Linked DNA regions of Homo sapiens: all the other regions are linked to region 2. Evidence: chromatin contacts called from ENCODE Hi-C or POLR2A ChIA-PET data. All regions are on one chromosome and are shown on one strand. The core of a region is the stretch at or near the end of the contact, and the rest is flanking DNA. Distances in the headings are between cores, read along the strand shown. Region 1 holds the start of LINC02913 (long intergenic non-protein coding RNA 2913). Region 2 holds the start of SH3GLB2 (SH3 domain containing GRB2 like, endophilin B2). Region 3 holds the start of DYNC2I2 (dynein 2 intermediate chain 2). Region 4 holds the start of LINC00963 (long intergenic non-protein coding RNA 963).

What was found. A loop is a pair of places that touch in the nucleus more often than their neighbours do. ChIA-PET counts read pairs that join two places held with the same protein, here RNA polymerase II (POLR2A). Pooled maps may share reads with other maps.
Region 1: a pooled map shows a loop between it and region 2 (3-fold over the local background). The contact joins the promoter of LINC02913 here to the promoter of SH3GLB2 in region 2. A Hi-C loop is called at or near these places in 1 of 50 pooled maps. POLR2A ChIA-PET finds 5 or more read pairs at or near these places in 2 of 52 experiments (T-cell and activated T-cell).
Region 3: a loop to region 2 is called in a pooled map, with 6 times the contacts of the local background. The contact joins the promoter of DYNC2I2 here to the promoter of SH3GLB2 in region 2. A Hi-C loop is called at or near these places in 1 of 37 single-sample maps with no recorded cell type and 10 of 50 pooled maps. POLR2A ChIA-PET finds 5 or more read pairs at or near these places in 4 of 52 experiments (RWPE1, WTC11, activated naive CD4-positive, alpha-beta T cell and 1 more).
Region 4: a loop to region 2 is called in a map of PC-9, with 4 times the contacts of the local background. The contact joins the promoter of LINC00963 here to the promoter of SH3GLB2 in region 2. A Hi-C loop is called at or near these places in 2 of 168 maps with a recorded cell type or tissue (PC-9 and gastrocnemius medialis) and 10 of 50 pooled maps. POLR2A ChIA-PET finds 5 or more read pairs at or near these places in 1 of 52 experiments (HEK293).

Annotation. Positions count from the first base shown.
Region 1 is chr9:129,318,657-129,323,159 of GRCh38, forward strand. It overlaps LINC02913 (long intergenic non-protein coding RNA 2913), which reads left to right and starts at 2,360. Exons shown (of 2, transcript NR_149714.1): 1 at 2,360-2,390; 2 at 3,136-3,947. RefSeq lists enhancers at 1,830-1,889, 2,370-2,419, 2,742-3,310, 3,311-3,878 and a silencer at 2,050-2,169.
Region 2 is chr9:129,026,532-129,031,162 of GRCh38, forward strand. It overlaps SH3GLB2 (SH3 domain containing GRB2 like, endophilin B2), which reads right to left and starts at 1,800. Exons shown (of 11, transcript NM_020145.4): 1 at 1,561-1,800. The coding sequence starts at 1,623. RefSeq lists enhancers at 1-224, 225-788, 789-1,352, 2,037-2,776, 2,777-3,516 and silencers at 69-300, 1,183-1,692, 1,733-2,162.
Region 3 is chr9:128,655,262-128,660,239 of GRCh38, forward strand. It overlaps DYNC2I2 (dynein 2 intermediate chain 2), which reads right to left and starts at 1,586. Exons shown (of 9, transcript NM_052844.4): 1 at 1,280-1,586. The coding sequence starts at 1,465. RefSeq lists enhancers at 998-1,642, 1,616-1,825, 1,643-2,286 and a silencer at 1,106-1,435.
Region 4 is chr9:129,485,240-129,489,910 of GRCh38, forward strand. It overlaps LINC00963 (long intergenic non-protein coding RNA 963), which reads left to right and starts at 3,421. Exons shown (of 5, transcript NR_038955.1): 1 at 3,421-4,060. RefSeq lists silencers at 871-1,165, 3,267-3,626, 4,631-4,671 and enhancers at 1,279-1,938, 2,599-3,258, 4,579-4,671.

The DNA of each region.
Region 1 (4,503 bases), core at 1,110-3,609, 290 kb after region 2:
GTGGAGTCCAGGCAGCTGGCTCTGGCCTCTTTTCCCAGCTACACACAGCATCCTGGCCCCTGTCCACAGCCCCTCCATGTCTGGGAGACCAAGAGACAGGTCTAATGCCGTGCCCAACCTATCCCCACTGTGGGAAACTCTTTCCATCACCCTTCCTCCCAGCGGGGACCACTTTCCACCTTTTAAATAATTAAGTTGGTCTCCAAACCACCAGTTACCAAACCCTTCTGCCCTTGGTAATCTTCCAAAAAATTTACAACAACAACTCTCCTTGCTGTGTGCCAGGCCCCAGGCTAAGCCACTTATACCCTAGATACCAATCCCTGGGGATGGATGTCATCAGTATCCCCATTTGACAGATAAGGAAGGTGAGGTTCAAAGGGCCTCCTGCCCCCCGTCGCCCCCGCCCTGGCCCTGTACCAGCTTCGAATGCAGTGGCAGGGGGCCACGATCTTGTGCCCAGGCCTGGTTCTCCTACCCCCAGCAGCGGGAGAGAATGCCGGGGAGGCACGAAGCCGATCCCTCCCCAGGGGGCTCCCACAGCTCCCAAGCTCACTGACACTTGGGTTTCCTTCCTCTCCTCTGGCCCTCCCCTGGCCCCCTCTGCTGCACCCCCAGCTTGTCCCACCCACCCTTGAGCTCGACCCCTCTCCCTCCCCGGTTCCCACCATCAAAAGCGCCTGCTGCAGGGCTTGGCTCTGTTTGGTTTCTCCAGAGCCTGCCCAGGGAGCTCTGCCTCTCGGAGGCTGTGTGCTCACTTTGCAAAACAGCAGAAATTTATAGCCCAAGTAATTGATCACGGCGCTTCTGCCTCCCTCCATCTCTCTCGGGCTCCTAATTCCCTTCTCCCGCTCTTCTCTTTTTTCTCAGCGCGCCATCTGTGGTGTCAGAGAAAAGGAAGCCAAAAGTGGGGGGGTGTTTCTAGTCCCAGTTCTGCCAATTACGAGTCACATGAACCTCAGTTTCCCCATCCGCAAAACGGAGAAGCTAATAATACCTGCTCACAAGTGTGCCGGGCCCGTGGAGGCCGGGGCCGGGAGGAGCACCCAGACGGAGTGACTTCTGGCCCTGAGCCACCCTGTGGGGGTGCAGGGTGGGGTGGGGGCCCACCTTCCCAATGGGGACACTGGGGCCAAGAGAGCTCGAGCCATTCACTCAGGGTCGCAGAGCTGGTAAACAGCAGCCCTGGGGCTTGAACCAGGTGAGTTGTACCTCAAAGACGGAACCATTAGGCCACACTCCCCCGACGCCGGCCCCAGGGCCCATCAGAAAACAGGTGAGCCTCCCCAGGCCTCCCAGACCCCTATTTCACTCCATTCTGGAGCTAACTGTGGGGCAGAAGGAGAGGCCACTAGGGCAAAGTGAACACTTTGCAAATTGTAGAGAGCCGCGAGGATGGAAGGAAACTTCACAATCATTCCCATCACTCTTCAGGGCCGGCCCCCCTGGATCAGACCCCTCCACTGTCTGGGAGACTCACTGGGACCTAAGAGCTTCCCTGGCCCTCAGTTGCTGTCTCTCCCTCCAGAGAAGCTGTATGAATAGCGGCCTCCCTCCGGCCAGGCCCCTACACCTGCCAGTCTCCAGGAAGGCCCACAGAACCTTGCAGAACAACTCACAAATGACCCCGAAGAGCACTTCACTCGCCCTTCCGTGGCAGATGAGGCAGCAGACCTGGGAGGGGAGGCCCAGGTTCCCGGCCCGAGCTCTGGGGGGCCCGGGGCTGGAAACTCCCCTCTGAGCCCCACTCCAGGGCGGGGCTGAGGCCATTCCTGACCCCTTCTGTTCGGTTCTGGGGGATGGGGGACGAGTGCTTCCAGGGGGGAAAGTGCTTGTCTTTTTTCCCCTCCGCCCTCAGTCTAGCTTGTCTCTGCCTGTGTACGTCTCTCTGTCTCTCGCTGTCTCTGTGTGTGTCTTTCTCTCCAAGCCCCCAGCCCGCAGGTACGGGCTTGCTTCCACCCGTGCGTGGCCCCCAAGACTGAGCACAGCTCCTCGGGTGTTTGCATCCAAGGTGCCCACAGCGCCCCGGCCTCCTCCCTTCCCCATGGCAGCCCCGGGGGTTGCTCTGGGCAGGGCGGTCCGCAGCTCGGGGGCGGCGGGCACGTTCTGTTCCCCGCTTTCGGGCGGGGACCGCAGGCTCCAGCCCCGGCGGCTGCCTGCTCCCGCCTGGCTGGCGGAGATGAGAGCCGGCTGCAGGGCTGGGAGCGAGGCAGCAGCACACAGAACAAACAGAATTTTTTTTTGCAACTAGAGGGGGAAGCACAGAGCTAAAAATAAAACGAAAAGATCAGTATCTGTCAGTCTGACAGCTGATTGGCTGCTCGGAGATGCATATAATTACCAGCAACTGGCGCTGGGTAGGCAAAGCCGGGAGAAACTGCTGAGACGAGGTTAGGATTTAACCTTTAAATTCTGGAGCCATCGGAAACCGAGGGGAGGACGACGGGTGTCGGTGCTAATGAGGCTGGGGGCGGGCGATGCGCGGTGGGCCTCCGAGTCCGGGGCAGGTCTCGGGGGTTCCCCGGGGAAGGCCCTGGGAGCCCTTGGCCCTGGCGGCCTCCGCCATCAGACTGGGAATGTCTCTGATTGGGTGGCCAGGAGGCGGTGGCCCTCCTCCCCGCCCAGCTGAGGGGTGTCGTCTTCCGCGAAGTTAGGGTCTCACCTGGGAGGCAAGGAGGGAGGGGGCTGCCTGAGGCCCTGGGCCCCTCCGGGACTGGCGCACCCCGTCTCACCCACATTCCTTCGCCTTTCCCTGCCCAGTGTGGATTTCCAAAACCCATCCCCGCTCCCCTCCTTCCTTCACCCCAAGTCACCCGTTCCCAGCTCTGTTTCTTGCCCCACCCAGGGAGGGCTTTTCCGCACCTCAGGCTTGTCCTAGGGCCCCCAGACAGACAAAAACTGCGGCAGTTGAGGGGTGTTGTGCTCTCCCTAAGCCTCAATTTCTTCATCTGTTAAAGGCAGGTGATGAAAATTGGGCCTACCTGGCTGCTGGTCAAATGCCAGGGCTGCTGTGGGCCCAGCCTTGCATGTTGACTCTCACCTGAGCCAGGAGTCAGGAGATCGGGGTTCTAGTCCAGCTGGGAATTGTCCCAGTGTGAATTGGGAGTAAGAGTTCCTGCCCTCTGACCTCTCCAGGTGGCAGCGGGGACCACGTGAGATGGCGTATGTGGCCTTGAGCGATAAACCTCACCTGTCGGGGGAGGTGGGCGAGGAAGCCTGCAGCTCCTGGAACCCACCACTTTTCTCTCCCAGGCCCTTGCCCAGGCTGTGGCCTCTGCCTGGAACCCCTTTTCTTCCCATCCGAGCCCTTCCCTTCAGTGCCTCTTCCTCTGGGAAGTCCTCTCTGGTGCCCAGCCCGTCCTCTTCTGCCCACTCTGGGTTTCGCACCCCATGCTTAGGCCCTGATTGCCTGCTTTGCACACAGGGCTGTGAGCTCCATGAGGGCAGGAACCACATGGCTGTTCACAGCTGTGTTGCCAGGGCCTGGCCTGGAGACCCTCAGGAAGTGAGACATCTGAATCCTCTGCTCTGTGACCCTGGCAGCCAGGTAGAGCCATCTTGGCCATGGCACCCAGGCTTGGAGCAAGCAGCAGCCTCATGGGTGGGGAACCACGTTTCCCCAGCACATCGGCAGGCCCTAAGGGGACATTCGCTTGGCTCTGCCCTCAGAGCACTGATGCCCGGGGGACACTGCCCTTTGTGTGTCCCATGTAAGAGAGGATGCAACCTTAGAGGGGGCAGGGGTAAACATGGTCCCAGGCCCTGTTGTCCCCTCCTAAGAAAGTTCCCAGTTCTGCCTGTCCATCCCTGGCCTTTTCCCTGTGCTGTCTGGGACAGTGGGTGGAGCTGCCGCTGAGCGGTGGGACCTAGAAAACACATACTGACCTATAGGAGGCACTGCCCAGAGCTCCTAACTGGGGTGGGGTGCAAAGGAAAGGTGGGTGAGGGAAGCAGAGAGAAATCATATTAGTAGCTCACACGTCAACAGTCTAGCTGTGTGCCTGCCTCTCTCATGCACTTCATGGGGATTATTTCCTAGAATTCCCACAAGAGCCCCTTGCAGGTGGTGCGATTGTTAGCTATAATTTGAAGATGAGGAAACTGAGGCACAGAGTAGTTAAGCAATGCACCCAGGAGCCCACAGCTAGGGAGGACAGAGGCTGGATCCAGCCCAGTCCCCTGTCTCCTGGGGCCAGGCCCAGCGCTCCCACCTCTCTGATAAGGATAAAAAGGAGGGAGCGGGAAGGGAGATATTCCAGAGGCAACTACCATGAGACCTCCCGGCAGAGAGGCTTGAAAACATCTTTTGTGTGTGGTACGCAAACCATTTCCCCTTTGGTGTCTCTTTGAAAGATTTTGGGAAGATTTAAACTTTTTTTCAATGATTTGGGGATGTCAGACTGGTGTTTTTTTGAGGGTGACACCGTGATGAGACTGGCCCCCAAGGCAGCCCCGTTTTACTCAGGTTATGGTAATAGAACTTCTGCAGCCTCAAAAGCAGCT
Region 2 (4,631 bases), core at 550-3,049:
GCTCTCAGCTCCCTCCCTCCCACCCCGAGGCTGGGGCCTGACTGCTGGCTCCCACTCCAGTAACAGTGACCCTGTGGGGCAGCTCCCACCAAGCGGAGCCACACCTAGGCCCTGCCCTGCCTAGGTCCTGAGAGCCCTGGCCAGGTCAGGCAGCAGGGCCCCAGCCCTAGCAGGGAACTGGCAGATCAGGTTCTTCCCAGATGTGGGAGATAGTGTGGTTGCCATACCAACAGCAGAGTGGGTTCCCCCCTCCCAGATGGACTGGGGCCGTCCAATCCGAGGGGCTCTGGGATCCTGGCATCTCCACTAGGGCTGGGGCTGCCCACCAGACTTGGAACACATTAAGCAGTGAATTCTCGCTGGGATGCTAATCCTCAGCGGGACACAGCACCTTCTAGTAAACATGACTACATGGGTTGCTGGCTGGGTGTGGGCTCCTGGGGAGGGGAGTGCCCGGGTTGGGGGTGGGGAGAGAACTGTACTCAACAGAAACAACAACGATGACAACGACAACGACAAAGACAAGACTACAGGACCTGCTCCCAGAACCCTGGGATGGGCCAGCCCCGGGCCTGCGGAATCCCACTGAATCCCATAACCACGGTGTTACACCAGATTTACAGAAGGGGAGGGCGGGGCTCTGAGAGAAGTGACTTGTCCAAGGTCACATGCTGCACAGGTGCAATATTAACCACTTTGACACCAATAATGAGCTTGCCTTTGGTGAGCACACATATGCAGAGTCCCACAGAATCCTCGCATCTGTCCTGGGAGGCAGGAATACTGATCCCATTTTTCAGACTGAGAAACTGAGGCCCAGTGAGATGAAGGCCCCTCCCCCAAGGTCACAGGAGGGCACATTCCCACCCACACCTGACCCTAGGTCTTCCCATGATGTTGAGTTGCCTGTTACTCTCTGCCCCTAAACGGATAGGACTTCTTCCAATCTCAGCATCGTGGGCCTGGACAGCTTCCCAGCCAGACCCCAGCCCTCTCTCCATCCCCCAGGCCCAGGGACCAAGGAAACAGACCTCCCGTGGAGCAGAAAAGAAACAACTCCTGGCTTCCGGCCTGACTATCCAAACGTGTGAAATGGCCATGAGGGACTCATGGCACCAGCCGCCCATTGCACAGGTGCGGAGACTGAGGCTCGGAGAAGGGGTTGTGGTGGACGCATGAGTCCCTGGGCCTGGGACCCAGGTCGCTAAATGCCCCGCCAGGCGCCAGTCACTGCTGGACAAGGGCAGGGAGGTAGCACCCAGCCGGTGCCTCCTCCCCTCCTCAGCCAGGCAGGCGCCAGGGGAGCAGGGTAACCCAACCAGCCCAAAGGGTGGGCACCGGTGCCTCGCCCCAGGCAGCAGGGCCAAGGCCCGGCTCGGGCCGCACGGGCTCTTTCCCTCTTCCGGTCAGCAAGGGCTCAGGGGGGCAGAGGTGTGCCGCGGCGGGGACGAGGGCAGCAGCCCGGGAGGGCTTTCCCGCGTCCCCAGGCGTCTGCCGCAGGGTGCTCCCCGCCCGCCGCACATCCGGGCCCCCGGCGCACGGCGCGACGCCAGGCCTCACCTGCACCGCCCGGGTGAAGAAGATGCCCGCGTCCGACGCCAGCTTCTTCATGTTGAAGTCCATGGCGTGCCCGCACGGCCGCCGCGCACGGCCCGAGCGCAGCCGGCAGCCCCCGGCCCAGCCGCCGCCGCCAACCGCACCCCGCCCACCTGCTGCGGGGCACCAGCCCTCCGCGCACCCGCCTGCCGGCCTGCCCGCCTGCCCGCCCGCCGCAGCCGCCGAGCCAGCCCGAGCGCGCAGGGCGGGGCGCGGAGGCCGCGGGTCGGAGCCAGAGGGGCGGGGGCGGAGCTGGCGGTGCCGGGGCGGGACGGGACGGCAGTGGGGCGGAGCTAGAGGGGCGGGGGCCGGGCTGGTTGGCGGAAGCCGGGCGGAGTCGGAGGGGGCGGGACTGGCGGGACAGGGGCGGAGCGAGAGGGCAGTGGGGCGGAGCTACATGGGTGGGGGCGAGGCCTTGGCGCGGCCAGAGCGGGGGTTGGTCTGGGGAGCAGGTTGTGCTGGGCAGGGCTCGCTGCTGGGCAGTGCTCGCTGCTGCCCCCATGCGCCTGCCGCCGCGGATTGGGCCGGCCTCTTTTTTTCCTTTTACTAAAATTATTAAAACTGGAACACATGTGCTCTTAGATGATTGCAGGTACACGCCATAATTACATATTATTTGCCATCTTACCAATGCTTTTCAAAAGTTTTAATTGATAAATATATATTTACGGCCTACAAGGTGATGAAATTGTGGAATGATGAAATCAAGTTAATTGACATATCCATCACCTCACCTACTTTTTTTGTGGTTAGAACATTTCAAATGTACTCTTTTAGCAATTTTGAAATATGCAATACTTTTTTTTTTTTTTTGTAGACAGAGTCTTGCTCTGTCGCCCAGGCTGGAGTGCAGTGGCGCGATCTCGGCTCACTGCAGCCTCCACCTGCCGGGCTCAAGCGATTCTCCTGCTTCATTCAGCCTCCCGAGTAGCTGGGACTACAGGCGCCCACCAACATGCCCCGCTAATTTTTTGTACTTTAGGAGAGACAAGGTTTTGCCATGTTGCCCAGGGTGGTCTTGAACTCCTGATCTCAGGCAATCTGCCTGCCTCAGTCTCCCAAAGTCACTAAGTGACTGAGTAGTCACCAATATGTGCAACAGATCTCTAAAATGGGCCTCTCTTGCTTTCTCCTCCCACCACCCAGGCCTGCTGCCTCTCCCCTGTTTGTGCCTCTTCATCTCCGCTCTTTATTCACACCCCCTCCCTCCCATTCCCATTTCTTCCACTCTGTTTCCCTTGGGTTTCCTCCCGTTACTCCTCCTCTCTGACCTCTCCTCCTCTCTTCTGCCCTGACCTTGGTGACTGAGCCGGAGTCAGGCTTGGGACTTGCCCTCCACCGCTGGAACAGCTGTTTGTCAGCCTGGGAGGCCCTGTGGCTTCCCCAAATTGGAGGAGGGTTGGGGTGGCGGTCACGGGAAGGGAGGGGGTTCTGGAGCTGGGGCCTGGAGCCCCCTGTGTGGTGAGAGGAGGAGATCAAAGGTTGGGTGACTGTCAGGGTGGAGAGAATGAGCTGCCCTGGGAGCACAGATGTGTGATAACCTTGAAACCAGCTCCTCACAGCCCCAGGCAAGGAGATGACCTACAGGTGCTCCTGACCCCAAATGCCTTCCCTTGGGGCTCAGATAGAGGCTTTGTACTGGTCTTCACCTCTCCTTGCTGTCTACCTCTAGGTTTCCTCTTTTTTTTTTTTTTTCTTTTTGAGATGGAGTCTCGCTCTTTCACCCAGGCTGGAATGCAGTGGCACCATCTCAGCTCACTGCAGCCACCGCCTCCCGGGGTCTAAGCGATTCTCCTGCCTCACCCTCCACAGTAGCTGGGATTACAGGCATGTGCCACCACGCCCGGCTGATTTTTGTATTTTTAGTAGAGACGGGGTTTCACCATGTTGGTCAGGCTGGTCTTGAACTCCTGACCTCGTGATCCACCTGCCTCCGCCTCCCAAAGTGCTGGGATTACAGGTGTGAGCCACCACGCCCGGCCTAGGTTTCACCTTTGAACCCAGTGGAGAGCTCTGTTCCCAAGCTGTACCCTCTTCTATCTGGCTTTGTTCATCTTTCTATACTTACCCCAGTTTCTGTCACCTATCCCAGCATGGCTCTGCAGGGTGAGCCTCAAGTCACCTGGGGGCTTGTTCAAAATCCAGACCCTGTTCCCTCTCCCAGCCCTGGTTCTGGGTCAACAAGTCAATGGCTCTAACATTAAATCACCTGGGAGCTTTCAAAACTCCACCTACCTGGGCCATCCTGTCATGTACTTGGGCCAGTATGTACATGTTGCCTTCATCAACTTTCATGTCATTCACACATCTGCAATCCCTCAACTCTGATTCTCTGTGTTTCTGTTTTTGTGTTCACTATGTGTTTGTTTCTATTTGTCTGTATTGATCATGGACTTATTTACTATCATCTGTTTATAGCTGACTATATCATTCATTTAGCCAGTGTTAACTTTAAAAAAATCTAGTCAGGCATGGTGGCTCATACATGTAATCCCAGGAGGCCAAGGCGGGCGAATCACCTGAGATCAGGAGTTCAAGACCAGCTGACCAAGATAGAGAAACTCTGTCTCTACTAAAAATACAAAATTAGCCAGGCGTGCTGGCGCATGCCTATAATCCCAGCTACTTGGGAGGCTGAGGCAGGAGAATCGCTTGAACCCGGGAGGCAGAGGTTGCGGTCAGCTGAGATAGCGCCATTGCACTCCAGCCTGGGCAACAAGAGAGAAACTCCATCTCAAAAAAAAAAAAAAAAAAAAAAAAAAGAAATCAAGATGTAGGCCAGGTGCGGTGGCAAACGCCTGTAATCCCAGCACTCTGGGAGGCCGAGGCAGGCGGATCACCTGAGGTCAGGAGTTCGAGACCAGCCTGGACAACATGGTGAAACCCCATCTCTACTAAAAATACCAAAAATTAGCTGGGCGTGGTGGTGTAGGCCTGTAGTTCCAGCTACTAGGGAGGATGAGGCAGGAGAATAGCTTGGACCGAGGAGGCAGAGGTTGCAGTGAGACGAGGTCACGCCATTGCACTCCAGCCTG
Region 3 (4,978 bases), core at 336-2,835, 370 kb before region 2:
GGCCGAGGCGGGTGGATCACAATGTCAGGAGATCGAGACCATCCTGGCTAACACGGTGAAACCCCGTCTCTACTAAAAAAAAAAAAAAAAAAAAAAAAAATTAGCCGGGCGTGGTGGCGGGCGCCTGTAGTCCCAGCTACTAGGGAGGCTGAGGCAGGAGAATGGCATAAACCCGGGAGGCGGAGCTTGCAGTGAGCAGAGATCGCGCCATTGCACTCCAGCCCGGGCGACAGAGCGAGACTCCGTCTCCAAAAAAAAAAAAAAGAGAAAGAAACCAAGTAGCGCCGAAACCAAGTAGCTGGCACTACTACACTCCAGCCTGGGCGACAGAGTGAGACTCTGTCTCAAAAAAAAGAAAAAAAAGAAGGCCGGGCGCGGTGGCTCACGCCTGTAATCCCAGCACTTTGGAAGGCCGAGGAGGGCGGATCACGAGGACAGGAGATGGAAACCATTCTGGCTAACACTGTGAAACCCCGTCTCTACTAAAAAATACAAAAAAATTAGCCAGGCGTGCTGGCGGCCGCCTGTAGTCCCAGCTACTGGGGAGGCTGGGGCAGGAGAATGGCGTGAACCTGGGAGGCGGAGTTTGCAGTGAGCCGAGTTCGCGCCACTGCACTCCAGCCTGGGCGACAGAGCGAGACTGTCTCAAAAAAAAAAAAAAAAAGCCTGAACGCGGTGGCTCACACCTGTAATCCCAGCACTTTGGGAGGCCGAGGAAGGAGGACAGCTTAAGCCCAGGAGTTGGAGACCAGCCAGGGCAACACATGGAGACCCCATCTCTACAAGATAATAAATAAATAAACAGCCAGCGTGGTGGCCCGCGCCTGAGGTCCCAGATACTCTGGATGCGCAGGTGGGAGGATCGCTCAGCACCGGGGGCTGAGGCTGCAGTGAGCCGAGATCGCACCACTGCACTCCAGCCTGGGCGACAGAGCGAGACCCTGTTCAAAAAAAAAAACACAAAACAAAACCAAAAAAAGTTGTTTGAAATGCTTAAAAACTACAGTTCACACAAAATCCTTCAAAACGTGGGATCCTTGGAGGTGTTTTGTTTTTCCACTTTTTGTTGTTAAAAAATGGGCCGAAAGTATCCTCTGGGTCAGTTTCTGTGGAATAAACTGTAAAGGCAAACGGTGGGACGCCCGAACCCGCCCGGCAGCCACGGTGGGACGCCCGAACCCGCCCGGCAGCCACGGTGGGACGCCCGAACCCGCCCGGCAGCCGCGCTGCGACCCCGCCTTCCCGCCCGCGTCGCTCCGCGCGGGGCCCGCGCCCTCACCGTCTCCCAGCGGATGCCCTGGACGGCCCTCCACTGCGAGGGCACGGACGCCACACCCAGGGTCTCGTCCTGCAGCGGCCCTGGCCGCCCCGGCCCCGGGCCGCTCGCAACCCCGACTGTCGCCAGCGCCGCAACACCAGCGCTTCCCGCCTGGCTGAGTGGCCCCGGCTGCGCGCGGGTTGCCATGGAGACGGTTCCGCCCTCTCGTGCGGACGCACTCAGGCGCGACCTCCGCCCCTACGCCGCCATGAGCGGAAAACGGGGAATGTGAGGCTGACGGCGCCATGTTTGAATTGGTCGCAGCGCCTCCTGCAAGACCTGGAAGAAAGAAAAGTAACGATTCTTCTCGGCCAGAGAGAGAAGCATGACCGGTTTTGCATACCCTGTCCCCAGAAAAAGCACTCTAAGAGTAGGCGCGCTACTCCTGGGCGAGGAAACTGCGGAAGTGAGGCATTGGTGCCAGGTTCAAAGATGGCGCTGAGCAGCCAAGCGCAGAAGCGAAGAGAGGGCGGCAGCCTGCGGCCGTGGCCGGCCCGCGAGGTCTGGGCCTGGGAGCGCAGATCTGGCTGAGCAGCTGATTCTTCCAGCAGATCCGAGAACCGCGCCACTCGAACAGGCTGTCACCTCGAAGCCAAGTGATCTCCCTTTAATCCTCAGTCTCTGTCTCAATAGAATGATGATGAAAAATATTCCTACGGAGATCCTAAATGTGGTTAAAAAGCTGGGAGGCCCAAATGAGGTCTTCTACAGAAACATGCTTATTAAATCGAAATTAAAAGCAAATAACTAAATAATGTGCCTACTGTGTGTCAGGCAAAGAGCCCAGAACGTCTCTTTCTTATTAAGTTCTCACCCTGAGGAAAGAATTGCTTTTTATACTATATTATGTCGTTCTGCCATTCCGCGCGCCCCACCGGAATTAAAAAAACTGGAGATTCTGACCTGAGGACTAAAAAATAAAAATAAAGAATAAACAAATAGGCCAGGTGCGGTGGCTCACACCTGTAATCCCGGTACTTTGAGAGGCCAAGGCAGGAGGATCGCTTGAAGCCAGGAGTTCGAAACCAGCCTGAGCAACATAGTGAGAGCCCGTCTCTACAAAAAAAATGTTTTAAAACTTAGCTGGGCATGGTGGCACGTGCCTGTAGTCCCACCTACTCGGCAGGCTGAGTGTAAAGATCCCTTGAGTCCAGTAGTTTGAGGCTGCAGTGAGCTATGATTACACCACTACACTACAGCCTGAGTGATAGAGCAAGACCCTATCTCTAAAAAAATAATAATAGGCCAGACGAGATGGCCAGCACTTTGGAAGGCCAAGGCAAGAGGATCACTTGAGCCCAGGAGTTTGAGACCTGCCTGGGCAACACAGCAAGACTCCCTCTCTACAAAAAAAAATTTTTTAATTGGCCAGGCATAGTGGCACACACCTGTAGTCCCAGCTGCTCCGGAGGCCAAGGTGAGAGGATCCCTGGAGTCAGGGAAATTGAGGCTGCAGAGAGCCCTGATTGAACCACGCTGTGCTTTAGCCTGGACAAGAGAGTGAGACCCTGTCTCAAAATAATAATAATAATAACAACAAAATAATAAAAAAATTCTAAAAAATGATCTGGGAAGGATAGATGCTACTTTTTTTTTTTTTTTTTAAGACAGAGTCTCACTCTGTCGCCCAAGGTGGAGTGCAGTGGCGTGATCTCGGCTCACAGCAACCTCCACCTCCCCAGTTCAAGCGATTCTCATGCCTCAGCCTCCCAAGCAGCTGGGATTACAGGCACATGCCACCACACTGGGCTAATTTTTGTATTTTTAGTAGAGAAGGGTTTCACCATGTTGGCCAAGCTGGTCTGGAACTCCTGATCTCAAATGATCTGCCCGCCTCAGCCTGCCAAAGTGCTGGGATTACAGGCGTGGGCCACTGCGCCCAGCCTGTTTGTTTTTTTTTGAGACAGAGTCTCGCTTTGTCGTCCAGGCTGGCGTGCAGTGGCACTATCTTGGCTCACAACAACCTCCACCTCCCAGGCTCAAGTGATTCTCCTGCCTCAGCCTCTCGAGTAGCTGGGATTACAGGCAACCGCCACCACGCCTGGCCAATTTTTTGTATTTTTAGTAGAGATGGGGTTTCACCGTGTTGGCCATGCTGCTTTGAAACTCCTGACCTCAGGTGAGCCACCTCACCTGACCTAATTTTTTTTTTTTTTTTTTTTTTTGAGACAGGGTCTGGCTGTGTCACCAGGCTGGAGTAGTGGTATGATCATGGCTCACTGCAGCCTCAACCTCTCCGGGCTCAGGCCATCCAACCACCTCAGCCTCCTAAGCAGCTGGGACTACAGGCATGCACTACCATCCCCAGCTAATTTTTGTGTTTTTGTAGAGATGGGGGCAGGGGTCTCCCCGTGTTGCCCAGGCTGGTCTCGAACTCCTGGGTTCAAGTGAACTGCTCACTTCTACCTCCCAAAGTGCTGGGAATACAGGCTAAGCCACTCCCCAGGCCAAAGCAGATGGTATTTGAAAACACAATTCAATCCCTTCAGGGCCCAAGATTCCGTCCCTGTACCCACCCTCTCTCCACCCCATGGCCTCTGCCTCCACCTGCTTCAAGCACACCCCTCAGGCCTCAGTTTACCACCACCTAGAAAGGCCCTTCCTCAAATGTAGACTGAAGAAAAAGGGACTTTTTAAAAACTCATTAAGGGGCCGGGCGCGGTGGCTCACAACTGGGAGGCCGAGGCGGGCGGATCACGAGGTCAGGAGATCGAGACCATCCTGGCTAACATGATGAAACCCCATCTCTACTAAAAAATACAAAAATTAGCCGGGCGTGGTGGCGGGCGCCTGTAGTCCCAACTACTCGGGAGGCTGAGCCAGGAGAATGGCATGAACCTGGGAGGTGGAGCTTGCGGTGAGCAGAGATCGCACCACTGCACTCCAGCCTGGGCGACAGAGGGAGACTCCGTCTCAAAAAAAAAAAAAAAAACACACACACAAACTCACTAAGGTCTGGTGTGGTGGCTCATGCCTAAGAGTTCGAGATCAGCCTGGGAAACATAGGGACACCTCGTCTCTAAGACAAAACCTATTTAAAAAATTAGGGCTGGGCGCAGTAGCTCACACCTGTAATCCCAGCACTTTTGGAGGCCGAGGCGGGTGGATCACCTGAGGTCAGGAGTTCGAGACCAGCCTGACCAACATGGTGAAACCCTGTCCTTACTAAAAATACAAAATTAGCGAGGCGTGGTGGCACATGCCTATAATTCCAGCTACTCCGGAGGCTGAGGCAGGAGAATCACTTGAACCTGGGAGGTGGAAGTGGCAGTGAGGCAAGATGGCGCCATTGCACTCCAGCCTGGGCAACAAGAGCAAGACTCTGTCTCAAAAAAAAAAAGTTAGCCAGGTGTAGTGGCATGCATCTATGGCCCAGTTACTCTGGAGGCTTAGTTGGGAGGATCGCTTGGGCCTGTGAGGTCAAGTGCAGTGAGCCATGATTGCGCCACTGTCTTCCAGCATGGGTGCCAGAGTGAGACCCTGTCAAAAAAAAAAAAAAAACCCTCAAAACTCATTATTATTATTATTTTTATTTTATTTTATTTTTGAGACGGAGTCTCGCTCTGTCGCCCAGGCTGGAGTGCAGTGGCACGATCTCGGCTCACTGCAACCTCCGCCTCCCGGGTTCACGCCGTTCTCCTGCCTCGGCCTCCCAAGTAG
Region 4 (4,671 bases), core at 2,171-4,670, 460 kb after region 2:
AAGGAAAAAGAGAAAAAGCAACTTTAATTTTTTTAATATAACATTTTAAAGTCCCTACTGTGTGCAGGGCATCAAGGTAGGTGGCAACAAAAACGAAGATGCCAGGACCCCAGCCTTTGAGATGCTCATAGCCGAGTGGGGACACAAGACTTGGAGGAGGCGCTCCTGAGAGTTAGATGTGAAAAGCAGCACCCTAGAGGCGTCCACCAGAGCTGAGGGCACCGGGAGAGAGAGAGGTGGGTTTTGGTGTAGGGGATGGGGAGGGAGGAGAGCTGGTGGGGGAGGCACAGAGGCCAGGGGACAGCAAAGGCTGCTCTTGAGAAATCTCAGTGGAGGGCACTGGGCCATTCCCAGAGGTTGGCACAGCAAAGCCAAAGGCATGGTGGCAGGAGAGGAGGCCATGCTCTGAGGAAGGGCCCGCAGCCCAGCGTCAGGGAGGGTAATGGGGAGGGGAAGGAGAATGGTGTTGCCGAGCCTGGGCCAGCCTGCAAAGGCTGGAGGAAGCTACCTTGCTTTATAAAAATGGGGAGCCATCGAAGGCCTTTGAGCAGAGGTGGATGTCATCCTATGGAAGTTTTACAAAGACAGCTCCATAAGCAGAGAAATGTCCCAGAAATGTACACGAAACCTAGAATGACAGCGTCAGGATGTACTGCATGAACTTTTACAATGCTTCCTTTAAAAAAAATGGTTTTGTGTTTTTTTGTCTGTGTGTGTGTGTGTGTGTGTGTGTGTGTGTGTGTGTGTGTTTGCCCTGTATAGGTATGACTATTCTAACAAAAGAAGGGAGGACATTTTCAAAAGACAGAGGGGAGCCAGGAGGCAAAGAGACACAGGCAGCAGGAGGGAGCCCAGAGCTGGCGGGCCAGGCTGCCCCTCTCACTGCAGGTCTGGCTGTTTGGGTGATGGGCCATCTGGCAGGTCTACAAGGAGCCCAGCAGGCAGGGCGGTGCGGCCTCTGAGATCCCTCTCTTACCTAGAGCCTGAGCCTTGCCTGACCCATGACAGTTTCAGGCTGTTCCCCCTCCTCCCAGCAGTCTGTCCCTACCAAACTCCACTCCATGGGTTAGACTGTGGGACACAGACTGATCCTTAAATCCCATTCTGGGCCAAATGGGGACAGTGATTCCAGAGGCCTCCCTACGTCCGTGAGGACACATCACCCTATGACAGAGCCCCAGCCACCGTGCTAGGTGCTGTACAGGCAGTGTCTCTTGATCTGAATATAAACCTGAAAAAAAAATGTTATTTTCCCAGTTTTGCAGATCAGGAAATAGAGGCCCTCACAGTGAGGAGGGAGGGGGAATTCTCACCCAGGATGGACCCACCCAAGAGTGCGGATGGACCACTAGGCTGTACTGCCTGGGGCCCTTTAGGAGAAAATCCGTCCTCCCAGTCTCCCCAGGTCTCTTGCCTTTGGCCTGCTCTGGTTCCTGTTATAGAATGGGGGCTGCAGGTAGGCACCCCTCTGAGCTAGTCCCCTGTCCTTGGGCCGCCTCTCCTAGGCAAACTCCTATTTAGCCCGTGAAGCCCAATTAAATTATCGCTTCCTCTCCCGAGTCCTCTGGCTGCACCCCTGTCCTCTTCTCTGTGTTCCTGCGGAGCTCCCAAAGGGAGGGGAGAAAAGGCTCAGGGGACATGGCTGGGACACAACTTCCAGCCCAGCCCTGCGTGGGCAGAGAGGAGGGAACAGTCCATCTATTCTAGGCTGGACGTGAGAGGGAGGACGGCCTTGGCTCAACCCGGGGTAAGGCAGGCTGACCAGCCCCTGGGGTTATTTGGCTTGGCAGTCAGAGGAGGACAAGTTGCAGGAGAGAGAATCAAAGATTCAGGCTGCCTAGTGTGGCCACCGCCCCATCAGCCCTAAGATGATCGCAGCCCCTTTCTGGCCACTGAATATGTGGGCACCCCAGACCTCTGTGGCAAGGCTGGGTGAGAGCTGTCTTTTGTGCACAGGTGCCCCTAGTCCCCCACCACTAGTGAGCATTCACACACAGAGGTGAACAGCCCCCTTGTGGGCCTGGAGGCTCCTAGGCCAGGTAGAGATGACCAGAGTAGGGAGCAGAGAATCCCCAGTGCCTAGCACAGTGACTGGCACTGAAGCATTTGTTGGATGAATGAATGAGTGATTGCCTGACCTCAGGCCCAGGGAGGAAGGCCTGGTGTGCAGGGCAGCTCCTGGGAGGCTTCAGGGATGGGGAGAGGACAGAGAGGGACTGGGAGAGCCACAGGAAGGCAGCCTCATCTGATGACTGACTTGGGAGGGAAACAGAATGTGGGCTGTGTTTCTGGGGAAACACCCCCCTGATGCCCGGGCACCCAGGAACTTCCAGGTACCCCCGGATCACCCCAGTGAGGACACTCCACAATTCCCCAGGAGGCATCACAGTGGGGCCGTTAAACCCAGGGACTTGGGATTCAGACACTTCTGGGCTCCAGTCCACCCCTCACTGGCTGGACCAGTTGCCTCAGTTTCCCTATGTGCACGGGGGACGGATAGGACCACGTGCTGCACAGGTTTGCTGGGAAGGCCATATGAGAGGTGCCGGCTCAGCACATCCTGTCTGCCATTGTTACAAACAACAGCACGGGAGAGTCGGGGAGCAGAGTCGGCCAAACGCAAGACCCTGGGCTCTGGCTTCCCTGTGCTACTGACCTATGGGGTGGCTTTGGACAAGGCCCAGCCTTTCTCCAGGCCTTAGTTTCCCCATTTGTACAGTCAGGCCCTGCTAACTTGGACAGACTTTGGCCCTTCTCCAAGCCCCACAGAGACATCAGAGACATGTGCACACACGGCCCTGGGATTGCCGACAGACACACAGGCACACATAGGCACGTACACACAGGCATACAGACACAGGCACAGACTCACACTCGGCCCCTCCCCACTCACACTCGCTCACACTCATGCTCACACTCACACCAACCCCCCTCCCCCAAATCTGCTGCGCACCAACGGTTGGTGCGAGCGGGGTTGAGAACGGGAGGAAAAAAGCCCACGACTCAGCCCGGGAAGAGGGGTGCGGTGGGGGAAGGGCGGGCGAGGGAAATGACAGCCCGCGGTCCCCCTCGAGTCCCGGCTCATGAATATTAATACGGCGGTAATTAAAATGCAGGGACGCAGCAGGATGGATGCGGCTGCCTCCGGAGCGCGGGGGAGCGCGGAGTCTTTGCAGGCGGGTGAAGCCCGCTCCTCGCCGGCGAAAAGCGGGGCCGGGCTCCGGGGCCTGGGTCCGGGGCGGGCGGGAGTGGGGACATTTTTCGTGGTCCCGAGCGTCCCGTCCCGGCGTCCCCGCCCCCGCCCCGCGGCCGCCTCTCCACGCCCTGCCCCGGGCCGCCCGCCAGGCCGCCGTTTCCCGGAGCCGGCCCCCTCCCGCCCTCGCGGCCGGCTGATGTCATCTGCACACAACTTTCCGCTTCCCGGCCCGTCTCGGGGCCCTGAGTCATCGCCGCCCCCGGCCCCGACGCTGGCCTGCGGCGTCTGTTTGTGCAGAGCGAGGCCCCGCCGGCCGGGCTTGACGTCAGGCTGGCAGGGCCTGGAACGGCCCCGCATCGCGGCCCCCTGGGGGCAGGACGACACCGCTGGGGGCCGAGGGCAGGGCACGCCTTCGGAATCCGGCTTCGAAGCCGGCCGCCTGACCTGGGGCAAGTGCTTTCAACTCTCTGAACTTCGGTTCCTCATCTGCCAGTTGGCAGACGCTCAGCAAATCTTCCTAGACTCACGGGGCGAATTGTACAGTTGGGTAAATCGAGGCCCAGAGATGGCAAAAGGACCGTCCAAGGTCGTACAGCCACCCGGAATTACAATTCTTTTCTGCCGGGTCACACGCTGTCATCCACGTGTTACCTAAGAGAGCTTTCCAGCCTGTGCTAAGAAAACTGCCCCACATCATCTGCAGTAGGACGGGGGAGTTGGAGCCCTGGTCAGGCCACTCTGCTACTGACCACAGTTTTCTCATCTCTAAAAAGGCGCAGTAACAATATAATTACCGTATGCAGTCCCCCAGGATACAGGGTCAAAGGAGAGCACAACCATCGCAGTTGGAAGCCCATGGGGCAGGTGAGTCACTGTTGTCACTACTGGGGTCAATTTTTTTTTTTTTCTTTTTGAGACGGAGTCTCGCTCTTTCCCCAGGCTGGAGTGCAGTGGCGCGATCTCGGCTCACTGCAAGCTCCGCCTACCGGGTTCACGCCATTCTCCTGCCTCAGCCTCCCGAGTAGCTGGGACTACAGGCACCCGCAGCCACACCCGGCTAATTATTTGTATTTTTAGTAGGGACGGGGTTTCACCGTGTTAGCCAGAATGGTCTCATCTCCTGACCTCATGATCCACCCGTCTCGGCCTCCCAAAGTGCTGGGATTACAGGCGTGAGCCACCGCGCCTGGGGTCACTATTGAAGTTGGCTAATGTCACTATTGAAGTCAAGTGAGAGAGAGGGCCCTCTTGGAGTCAGACCACCTAGGTTCAAATTCTGGATCCTGCTTCCGGCTCCTTTCCTCTGTCCCCCTTCTCCCCTCGGTGCCCTCCAACCAGTGGGCCTGGGAAAGCGTGTTCATGCTGGAAATGCCTGCCCAGCCCTTGCCCAGTCACACAGAGCAAGTGCCCCAGAAATGTCCTGAACCTCAGTTTACTGAGGGGAAACTAAGAACCTTCTGGCTACAGCTCTTGGG